2 separate regions of the Mus musculus genome follow, and region 2 is linked to region 1. The links are chromatin loops, found by intact Hi-C in ENCODE. Cell type or tissue: left cerebral cortex. All regions are shown on one strand. Region 1 has its middle 58 kb from the start of Cacng4. Region 2 holds the start of Gm11650 (predicted gene 11650).

Region 1 (5,000 bases):
CCACAGCACCTCACTGTGTGTCCTTTCTTGGAAGGTTCAGTCATGTGCGAGGCCTGGAGATGCCCAGGGGAGTGTGCCACTCAGGCGAGTGGATTTGAGTCAGAGTTCTTTTGGTTCTAAGTGACAGATGCAGGAAATGGAGCCTGAGACAAAGAAAGGGATTTATCTGCTTGTGTTTTGTTGGAGCTGTTGAAGAATACACTGTGGGAGTGGAGGGAAGTGACTGGAATCGCGGTCAGCTGGACTTAGAGACCTGACTGCCACCAGGGTAGACCAGCCACAGCTGTCACTGTTCCCTGCCAGTGGCATACTCTTCTCTCTCTCTCTCTCCTACCACCTGTGTGTATGTGTGTGTGTGTGTGTGTGTGTGTGTGTGTGTGTGTGTATGTGAGAGAGAGAGAGAGAGGTGGTGGGTGGGGTGGACAAAGACATTAACTGTGGCTCCTCAAATAACATGCATGGTCTTGTTTGTTTACTAAGTGTGTTAGGCTGACTGGCCAGCAAGCTCCCGGAAATCCTCCTGCCTCTGCCCCCCTAGTGCTAGAATTACAGGTGTATACCACCACGCCTGTAAGTTCTGGATGTTTGCATGTCAAGCCCCGTACTAGCTGAAGCATCTCTCCGTGGCATTCCCGACAAGGGCTCTCTTTGTGAGCAGCAAGTCCATGGTGGGCAGCCTGGAAGGATGCTCCCGCGTCTCTGTTCTGGCGGCTGGCTGAAGTGAAGCTCTTGAGGTGTGACTTCTGGTGGCGTCTCTATTCAGGTACCTCCAGGCTCTGGGATAAACTTTTGTGTGTGTTAGCCCCATGAGCACTCACAGGTCTATCCTAGCCACGCCTCCCTGGCCTAGAGGGTCCCTCACTTTGTGGCCACCTTACCCTGCATATGACAAGATGGAGTGAAGGCTGCCAGCCTTCAGGGGTAGCTATTTGGAAATATTCGGAGCCATGTGCTCCCAGAGGATGTGGCTCGAACACTCTTAGAATTCAGTTACCCTGACCTGTGGTCTGGCACCTGCTTCACCTCTGGGCTCGTAGCCTCAGTTTACCCTCCACTCTTCGTGTGTTACAAGGAGCAGTTGCTGGCTCTTTTAAAGAGGAAAGGATTTGCGCTAACACATTGGTTCCCTGTTCTTCCTCTTCGACTTGGGGACTTCCCAAGCCTCTGACCCATTTAATCCATCCTCGCACGGCTTCTCTGGCCTAGAATGTCCCTCGCTTTGGTCCAGACTTACACATTCACCAAGTTGTGACAAGATGAAGCAATGACTGCAGGCAGTTCGCCTTTAAAGGCCTAACCGCCCCTCCCTCTTCTGTAGGTCTGACCATTTTCCAGTGCCCCCCCCCCCAGACACTAGTGACCTCAATTCTAGCATTTGCACGGCTCCCTGCTTCATGTTAGATAAACTCTTTACTTCTGACCTGGCCACACATCTGACACATCTGATCTCGGAAGCTAAGCACGATTGGACCTGGATGGGAGCTGGCCTAGGAATACTTGGGAGCTGTATTGGGGTTAGAAGAAAAGAAAGCAAGAAACCAAGAAAGCTAGAAAGCAAGCAAGCAGGCAGGCAGGCAAGCAAACAAGCTAGCAAGTAAGCAACTCTATACTCACCCCCTTGGTGAGGCCTCCTTCTACTGGGGCATACTGGTGGTATGACTGGGGTCTCCCTCTCCTCCCTGGAAGGGCTGTTAGCCCTTTCTTAGAAGTCAAAATCTAAACGCCAAACCCCCAGGAGAATGGGCAGTTTACTAAGATTGACTCTGAAAAGAACTGAACGTATCTAATAAGTGCAAAATTCCCATCCTGCGTGTGTAAGCTGCTGGCCCACTATGCATGTTCAACATGCTCCGTAATGCAATTAGACATCATTATGCAAAATAGGACTCAGTGATTTGGGAACAATGAGAGGACAAAGAGTTGGAATCCCTCCTGAATTCTCTAACTGGAAAATTCCTTGTATTTTTTTTTTTATAAGACAATGTTCTCCGATGTCTATGCAGACACACTGTTTATCTGTCCCCTACTGGACATGAGGCTCCTGCACCTTGATTAAGTGGTTAGTAAGGGCAGGTGTGTGTGTGTGTGTGTGTGTGTGTGTGTGTGTGTGTATGGGTGTGTGTGTGTGTATGGGTGTATGGGTGTATGTGTGTGTGTATGGGTGTGTGTGTGTATGGGTGTATGTGTGTGTGTGTATGTGTGTGTGTGTATGTGTGTATGTGTGTGTGTGTATGTGTGTATGTGGTGTGTGTGTGTGTGTATGTGTGTATGTGTTGTGTGTATGTGTGTGTGTGTGTGTGTGTGTAGGGGGCTGGACACCTGACCTCAGCTCGGAGGCTTCTTAGGTCCAAGTGTGGCTTAAGCTGAAGCCCAGGAGCTGTCACTCTTAGCTCAATTTTATTTATTTGTTTGTTTTTATTTTTGTTTATCTTCTTTTTTTTTTCTTTTAGAGACAGGTGTACCCTTGGCTATCTTGGAACTCCCTCCTTAGACCAGGCTGACCTCGAACTCAGAGAGTCATACTACTGCCTAGCTTCAGTTTTAATTTTTCAAGATTTACTTCCATGTTCTTGAGTGCTTTGCCTGCATGTATGCACATACAGATCCCCTGAAACTGTAGTCGCAGATGTCATGAGCCATCCATGTGGGTGCTGGGAATTAAACCTGAGTTCTCTGCAAGAGCAATATGTGCTCTTAACCCCAAAGCCATCTCTCTAGCTCTTACAATTAGTTCACAAGACACACCTTGTGTCTGTTACTTGTCCCTCTGCTGTGACAAAATACCGGACAGAAATAAGGGAGTGTGATGGCTAATCTTGGTTGTCAACTTGGCTGGTCTGGAAATCAACTAAAATGCAAACCACTGGGCAGTTCTGTGAGAGACTTTCTTCATTAGAATATTTGAAGCAGGGAAACAAACTCTAAGTGTGGGTGGCACCCTCTGGTGGCAGCCCAAATAATAGAACATGGAAGAAGGAAACTGCTTTGGGCCTCCTGGCCCTCACTCTAGCTTGCAAATTCACCTACTCTGTAACTGCTGCCTTCCTTTGCTGTTACATAACAAACTTCTTCAGGTTTCCAGCATAGGCTGAAGACTGGCAGCTCTCCAGAAATCTTTCAGGACTAACACCAGATTGGAACTGCTGAGATATCCAGCCTAGAGAGCTGGGCTCAGGTTCTCTGCCTTGCCGTTGGAAGACAGCTGTTGTTCTAGTACCTGGACCATATTGTGAGAGCTAAATTAGTAAATCTCTCTTCAATACATACATATTCATTCTATCAATTCTGATCCTTTAGAGAACCCTGGCCAACAACACAGGAAGAAAGGCTTTCTCTTGGCTTACAGTTCTTGGGGATACAGGCACCACACAGTGTAGCAGCAGACACAAGAGGCAGCTGGTCACATTGCAGCCATTCTCACAAGTCAGAGAGCAATGAATGGTGTCTTCTGCTCGCTTTCTTCTTTACATTCAGTCCAGGACCCTAGCCCATAGAGCGGTACTACCCATGAGCAGGGCCTTCCCATTCCCAACAAATATTATCCCCTAGGGATGCCCAGAGATTTACTTCCATGGTGGGCCATCAAGATTAACCATCACATTCCCTAGCTGTAGAGGTTGAGGAACCCTGTTCCCAGACCCCAGGAGCAGGTTTATGGCTGCTCTAAAGCAGGGGCTCTTTGGTGTGTGTGTGTGTGTGGCCGCAGATGGTGGATGAACATCAACTGATTGTCAGGGGTCCAGAGTCCAGGTGGAAAAGCATCCTTGCTTACAGAGTAAATACTTTATCTCAGGCATATACATCGGGCTGTCTAGATTCTACAGCCACAGGCAGAGTATACTTGATAAAAAGCCAATCTCAGCACTCGGGAGTCAGAGGCAAGAGGATCATGAGTCTGAAGCCAACTTGGGCTGCATACCAAGGCTTTTGTCATTGTTGCTGAAAAGTTTAAGTTAGCGTACACAATGATAGGTACTGTTATGGCTTAAAACCAAAACCAAAACCAGGGTCTCACTAAAAAGTCCTCCTTGGTCTAAAACTCACTATGTAGACCAGGTTGGCCTCAAACTCACAGAGATACCCCTGCCTTTGTATCCTGAATGCCCCCCCCCCCTCTGTTGTTTTTCTGAGTATGGCAGACAAGCCTGGGTCTTTTTAGAAAACAAAGACAAAGAGAGGTGAAGGAGGAGGAGGAAGAGGGGGAGGAAGAGGATGAAGAGTGGAAGGAGGAGGAAGAGTGGGAGCAGGAGGGTGAGAAGCAGAAGGAGGAGGGACTGAAGGGGCAGGAGCAGGAGGAGGAAGAAGAGGAAGAGGAGGAGGAGGAAGAGGAAGAAGAGGAGGAAGAAAAAGTTCGGAGAACTCATTTGCAATGAATACACACTTTTCCTTGTGATTGTTGTCTAGGTGGTTCAGCCGTCTATCTCCTCCCATTGTCTGACTTGTAGGACGTGCTTTCAAGTTTAGAGGAGGCTGTGCCTGGGTTGTTTGCCGGTACTGTGCCACTTCACGTAGGAGACGGTACACCCTTGATCTGGGTGCCTGAAAAGCTTCTAGAAGCCACCTGCAAGAGTGCTGAGGGACGTCTGTATAGGTGACTGTGCTTGGAGACCTTGCAGATGCCATTGTGAGCAAACCACAGATGGACTTCAGCCCTCCAAAGCTGAGAGCACTTCCCTGTGGGTCCTGTGGATCTCAGACAGTGCCTGATAAATGCACAGTCCTTAGAACGAGGGCATTGTGGGAATGAGGTTGACACCTTTCAAGTCTGGGAAGCAATTCTCACCTGGTCTGGCCTCCTTTCCTCTTGGGGGAAGGGTCAAGGCTGCCATTCCTCCAGAGTCTTGTGCTTCCAAGGGAGGGCTTTGGCAGACAGAGGAGCAGACAGGGCCAGAGGAGAGGTGGGAATCTCATTATCCAGGTTGCCAATAAGTGAGTCCCCCTGTCTCTGAGAGGGGAGGCCCCCAGGGAAGGCAGGAAAGTCCTGTTCTAGACTACATTTC
Region 2 (5,000 bases), 61 kb before region 1:
ATTATCAACACCGAGGGGACATGGGACCAGAAGGTGGCACCTCAAAGCAGTAGGGATGGAGGGCTTGCTCTGGTTACTACTACCCACCTTAGTAGTAGATGGGCTAAGACTGGATGGGCAGTCTCTAGGTTAGTGCAAGAGAAAGCAAAACGAATATAAGAGGCAATGGTCCCAGCACAATCCAGGGCCTTGCAGCTGCCAAGAAAAGCTATCCTGTATACCCAGACTCTCTGAGCGGTCTGGCTCATCCCGGAGTGTGGTGTGAAGACCCACGTCTGATCTCACCAATCATGAAGCATATGTAGAATACACACCCCTCCCACCTATGGGCTTAGGATAGGGCTTAGGACAGCTGGAGCCTCTGGAGCAGACACCCTAGTTAGCTGCTCCCTCCTCACACGCGGGCCACAGGGCTGAGAAACAGGTATTTTTAATCTGTGGGTGACTGTGGGAATGAAGATTGGGGACACTAGTGACAAAGATTCTGGCCAGCGGAGGAAGGTGAGAGTGACTAGGATAAAGGCCTTTGTATCGTCTCCTATCAGTGCCCAGCTGGCACAAAAGAAGCATCAGAGACAACGCCGGCCGGTGTCAAGGCTGTCTTGTTAAGGTTCTGACAGTCGTGAGCGTGCCGGAGGCGGCTTCATCTATGGGTGACATGGTAGAGGGGCAAGGGAGGGAAGAGTGTTGTTCAGGCTCAACCTTGTAGCATGGGGTCTCTTAGAGGTCTGAACCTTAGGAGACCGTGTGTGTTTTGTGGTTCATGGTGGGTGTGGAGCCTTGGCAGATGGTCCTACACTCCTGCTTCTGTGCCTAGGGTCTGCTTTTCTCTCCATGTCCAAATGGTACTTCCATCTCTTGATGTCCGAGCAGGACACGATCTATACCTTCCACATTACAAAATGAAAAGAAATTAAACAAACATTCATCGATGATACCTGAGACAGAAATGATTTTATTTCCCCTTCATCCCTGGCCTTGTCCAGAGATAGACAAAGAGATGCATAATGGGTTGAAGGTAGGAGGGGGAGGGCGGAATTGTGACTGGTAGGGACAAGCTAGTCCAGGACACAATGGAAAAAGAGCAATGGAGTCAGAAGTAGAGAGACAGAGAGACACACACAACGAGGGAGAAGAGTGTGTTATGCAATCTGTGCACCGGTTGTACATCCTCGATTAAAATGCTTTCCTGCCAACCCCCCAACCTGGGGTCTCCTGAGTAGCCAAATACATGGCTCTCTATTTTTTAATGGCAACCCAGAAGCTGCTGGGGAAAGGGCAGGGTAACATGGCGGGAAGAGCTCTGTAGCGATAAAGAGGTTCAAACCTAGCTGGTTGCTTCCTGTCTGGGTGTCTCTGGGCAGGTCCCAGAACTGTCCTCTCTTGCCTGCCCATGAGGGTGAGGGCAGTACCTTGAAGAGCGGTGTGAACTTGCTGGAGAGCACTGTGCACCTGAGACTTCTGACATTTGTCCAGGGGAGAGCCAGGTGGGTGGAGGGGAGCTGGGGCAAGGTCAGCTCTGCTGAAGCTGGGTACAGCAGCTGTCCCTGTCAGGTGTCTCTGTGGACACCTTAGGGGAGAGGGCTGGGCCCTCCAGGTCTAAAAGGCACAGGAAACATTCAGGAAATGGAGTTGGCTGTTTGTGAGCTACCAGCTAACCCATCCGACTCCCTGAGCTGCACTTGAGACACTTATACACAGCGTGCTGCAGTAGTCTGGTTTAGCCAAATGTTTCCTCTTTTCCACTCCTCCTCTTAATTTAGATGTCATGCTTGTGTGTGTGTGTGGTGCAAGTGTCATGTGTGTGTGCAGATGTCATGTGTGTGTGGGGGGGTGCCAGTGTCATGTGTGTGTGCAGATGTCATGTGTGTATGCAGATGTCATGTGTGTGTGTACAGATGTGTGTGGGGTGCAGCTGTCATGTGTGTGTGGAGGTGCAGATGTCATGTGTGTGTGTGTGTGGTGCAGATGCCATGTGTGTATGTGGTGCAGATGCCGTGTGTGTGTGTGTGTGTGTGTGTGTGTGTGTGTGTGTGTAGATGCAGATGTGATGTGGGGGGTGCAGATGTCATGTGTGTGGAGATGCAGATGCCATGTGTGTGTATGGAGGTGCAGATGTCATGTGTGTGTGGAGGTGCAGATGTCATGTGTGTGGAGGTGCAGATGTCATGTATGTGGGGGGTGCAGATGTCATGTATGTTGGGGGTGCAGATGTCATGTATGTTGGGGGTGCAGATGTCATGTGTGTGTGGAGGTGCAGATGTCATGTGTGTGGAGGTGCAGATGTCATGCATGTGGGGGGTGCAGATGTCATGTATGTGGGGGTGCAGATGACATGTGTGTGGAGGTGCAGATGTCATGTGTGTGAGGTGCAGATGTCATGCATGTGGGGGGTGCAGATGTCATGTATGTGGGGGGTGCAGATGACATGTGTGTGGAGGTGCAGATGTCATGTGTGTGTGGGGTGCAGATGTCATGCTTATGTGTTTGTGGGGGGTTCTAGAAAACAGGAAGAAATAGTTCATTTTACCCACAAAAGCCAATAAAGTAGCAGTAACCCTCCAAAACACTTCTTGGTGTCCCTAGGGAGTGGCCAGAGGCTAACTGTTCTGTCCTGGTCTCAGTCCCTGGCCACGTGCTGGCCTGCGTCACAGGGGGCATCAGTGGCTCTGGGAGCTGTCTGCCTCCTTGCTGTGTTATGAGAAAAGCTGGCAGTTCCCGCCCAGTTATGGATCTGAGCATTGGACAAAGAATCTTGAACCAACTCTCACAGCCTTGAGTCTCGGGGGGATGCTCTGGTCCTGGTACACCCAGTAGGTACAGCCTGCTCATTCCTCAGAACCCCCCAAGCTTTGGGGAATAACAGAGGCAGCCCAGTTCTTTCCGTGAAGTCCCCCAGATGGCTCCCTCTGCCAGGCGAGCCAGCTGCCCTGATCAGCCCGGGGCTCTCTTGATGAACAGTGAGTTCAAACGGCTCGAGGCAGCTGGCAAGATGCTAAGTGCAGCATCAATCCTAATTAGGATGAGGGATTAATAAAGAAGGCATTGGAGTCACCATGCAGGCCAGGCTTGCCTGCGCTCAAGTTTCCCTTGGGAAACGGGAAGGTCCAAGCTCCGTGGGTTTCTTGGGATGGGGGTGGGAGGTGGCATCCAGTGGAGCCTGTGAGGCAGAACTCACACAGCTCTGCAGCCCTTGCTCTCTAACTCAGGTGCGGTGGCAGGTAGTGACGTGGGTACATTCTCCAGATGAGAAGTGTAGGTGTTCACGATCTGAGCAACTGCATGCCCAAAAATTATGTTTTTTTTTCAGAAGAAAAGGGGGGTGTCATCGTGGGCCCACCACTTCCTTTGTGAGGCGTTCTTTCCCCCTTAACTATTGATCTCACAACTCTGTCATCTACAAACCGCTCAGAGCTAGCATAAAACTCCAAAGTGCAGAAGCAGTCCTGATCTGGACTCGGAATTGGAGGACAGAGATGGACAGGAGCCCAGGGTCTGGCGGGGACAGTGGGGGGGGGGGTATCACTAAGTCAAACCTCACAATGCCTCCTTTCATATGATTCAAAACGCGTCCAGGAAGGGCTATCTTTCTAAGAGCTGGCCCTCCTGTGGCATCCCACCACACTTAAGTAGCTGAAGGGAGGAGAGGAGGGAAGAATTTCCTCAATTTCCCAGGGGCGGAGTGCACACGAGAAATGGTGACGGAAAGAAAGTCGAAACACTACGCAAGGATTTTTGAGAAATTAAAGCAATGATCGCCAGTTCCCCTGATCTGTCCCCAGTGTCAGAGACCAACCAGCCGATCTGACTACAACCTGGCAGAACCAGACCGCCCCTCCGTAGACACCTGTTAGTTCGAGTTTCCGTTGGGCATGAGGGCGCCAGGAGGGCTAAGAAGCCTAATGCATTTCCGGCGTCGGAGGTTTCTGCCTCGCGCTCCTAGAAGCTGTCCCCACAGTCCAAGGGACTCAATCCCTATCTCTAGATGCATTTCAACCGAAGCACACCTCTCAAGTCTCTGTATACTAGGGGGGTCACAGAGCCCCGCCCTGCCCTAACAGCGACCACGCCCCTCCCAGCCCACTCTTGGTCCGCTGTTGACTCTCCTCTCCCCAGTTTGGTTCCTACGGAGGTCTCTTGCCGACTTCGTGCTGAGGGGCAGTGACCCAGGGCTTGCTGCCTCAGTTACGGGAGACGCGGCGCGGTTCCCCTCTTGTACCCATCGCGCAGAGAGGAGTGAGTCTGTGGTGTCAGGGATCAAGAGAAGGCCGGCCGGCTGGAGCTACCTGGCTCCCCCAGAACCGCTTGGGGCCCAACCTGTACCCCGCCCTTACCCTCTCAGTTGGGGGCTTGGAGTGAGCGCCTAGCTGCCCCGGGGCTCCCCGCCCCCGGCCGGCCCCGCCCCAGGATGGCCAGTTCCCATAGCAATCGCACAGACACCGGTTGCCAAGCAACCCCTCCCCCTCCTCCCGCGTCCGCTTTCCCCCCAACCCTAGACTCCTCCCGCCCCCACGCCAGCCTCCACCTCCCCCAGGGGCGCCGGCGAGGCCCCTGGGGATCGCTCCGCTCTCGGGTTGCGCGCGCGTGCGTGAGTTTCTGTGTGTTTCATTGTGTCTGTGCGCGAGGGGGTGTGCGCGTGCGAGCCGAGAGTTTGTGGGATCGGTGTGTTGGGGAGGTCCCCAGCCTAGAGGGACCCGAGGCTGCTGCGCCCGTGTCCACTCGGGAACCCACCCTCCCAGCTTTAGGTTCTTTGTGTCTCGCGTGGAGCCAGCGCCGCGCCCACCCCTCCCCCGGCCCACTCCCCGGGGCAATGTGTGCGTGTGCATGTGTGCGTGTTATGTGTGTGCGTTGGGGGTAGGGGTCCTACCTTCGATGCAACACACCCGCCACAGTCCCGAATGGGTGAGGTCGCCGCGAGCGCGGCGGGGCGGGGGCCCGTCGTCCATGGTCAGGTTGGTGCCGTTGCAGATGTGCGCGCTGGAGTACAGCCAGTAGTCGGT

The links. Peaks named below come from ENCODE experiments on the same cell type or tissue, not always from the same donor. Only the 100,000 strongest peaks of a DNase experiment are listed, where the experiment ranks them.
Region 2: a loop joins it to region 1, with 4 times the contacts of the local background. A loop is called at or near these places in 4 of 42 quality-filtered maps.

The regions. Positions count from the first base shown.
Region 1 is chr11:107,850,333-107,855,332 of GRCm38, forward strand. No RefSeq gene overlaps it. Among named protein-coding and RNA genes, the nearest start is that of Cacng4, 58 kb to the left of the region's middle. In left cerebral cortex, a CTCF peak has its summit at 2,958 (motif pointing left); a DNase peak (open chromatin) is centred at 2,986.
Region 2 is chr11:107,789,378-107,794,377 of GRCm38, forward strand. It overlaps Cacng4 (calcium channel, voltage-dependent, gamma subunit 4), which reads right to left. Exons shown (of 4, transcript NM_019431.4): 1 at 4,868-5,000. Gm11650 (predicted gene 11650) reads left to right here and starts at 4,495. Exons shown (of 2, transcript NR_165828.1): 1 at 4,495-4,588. In left cerebral cortex, no CTCF peak of the experiment used is centred here; DNase peaks (open chromatin) are centred at 2,951, 4,549 and 4,949; H3K4me3 peaks cover 1,421 bases.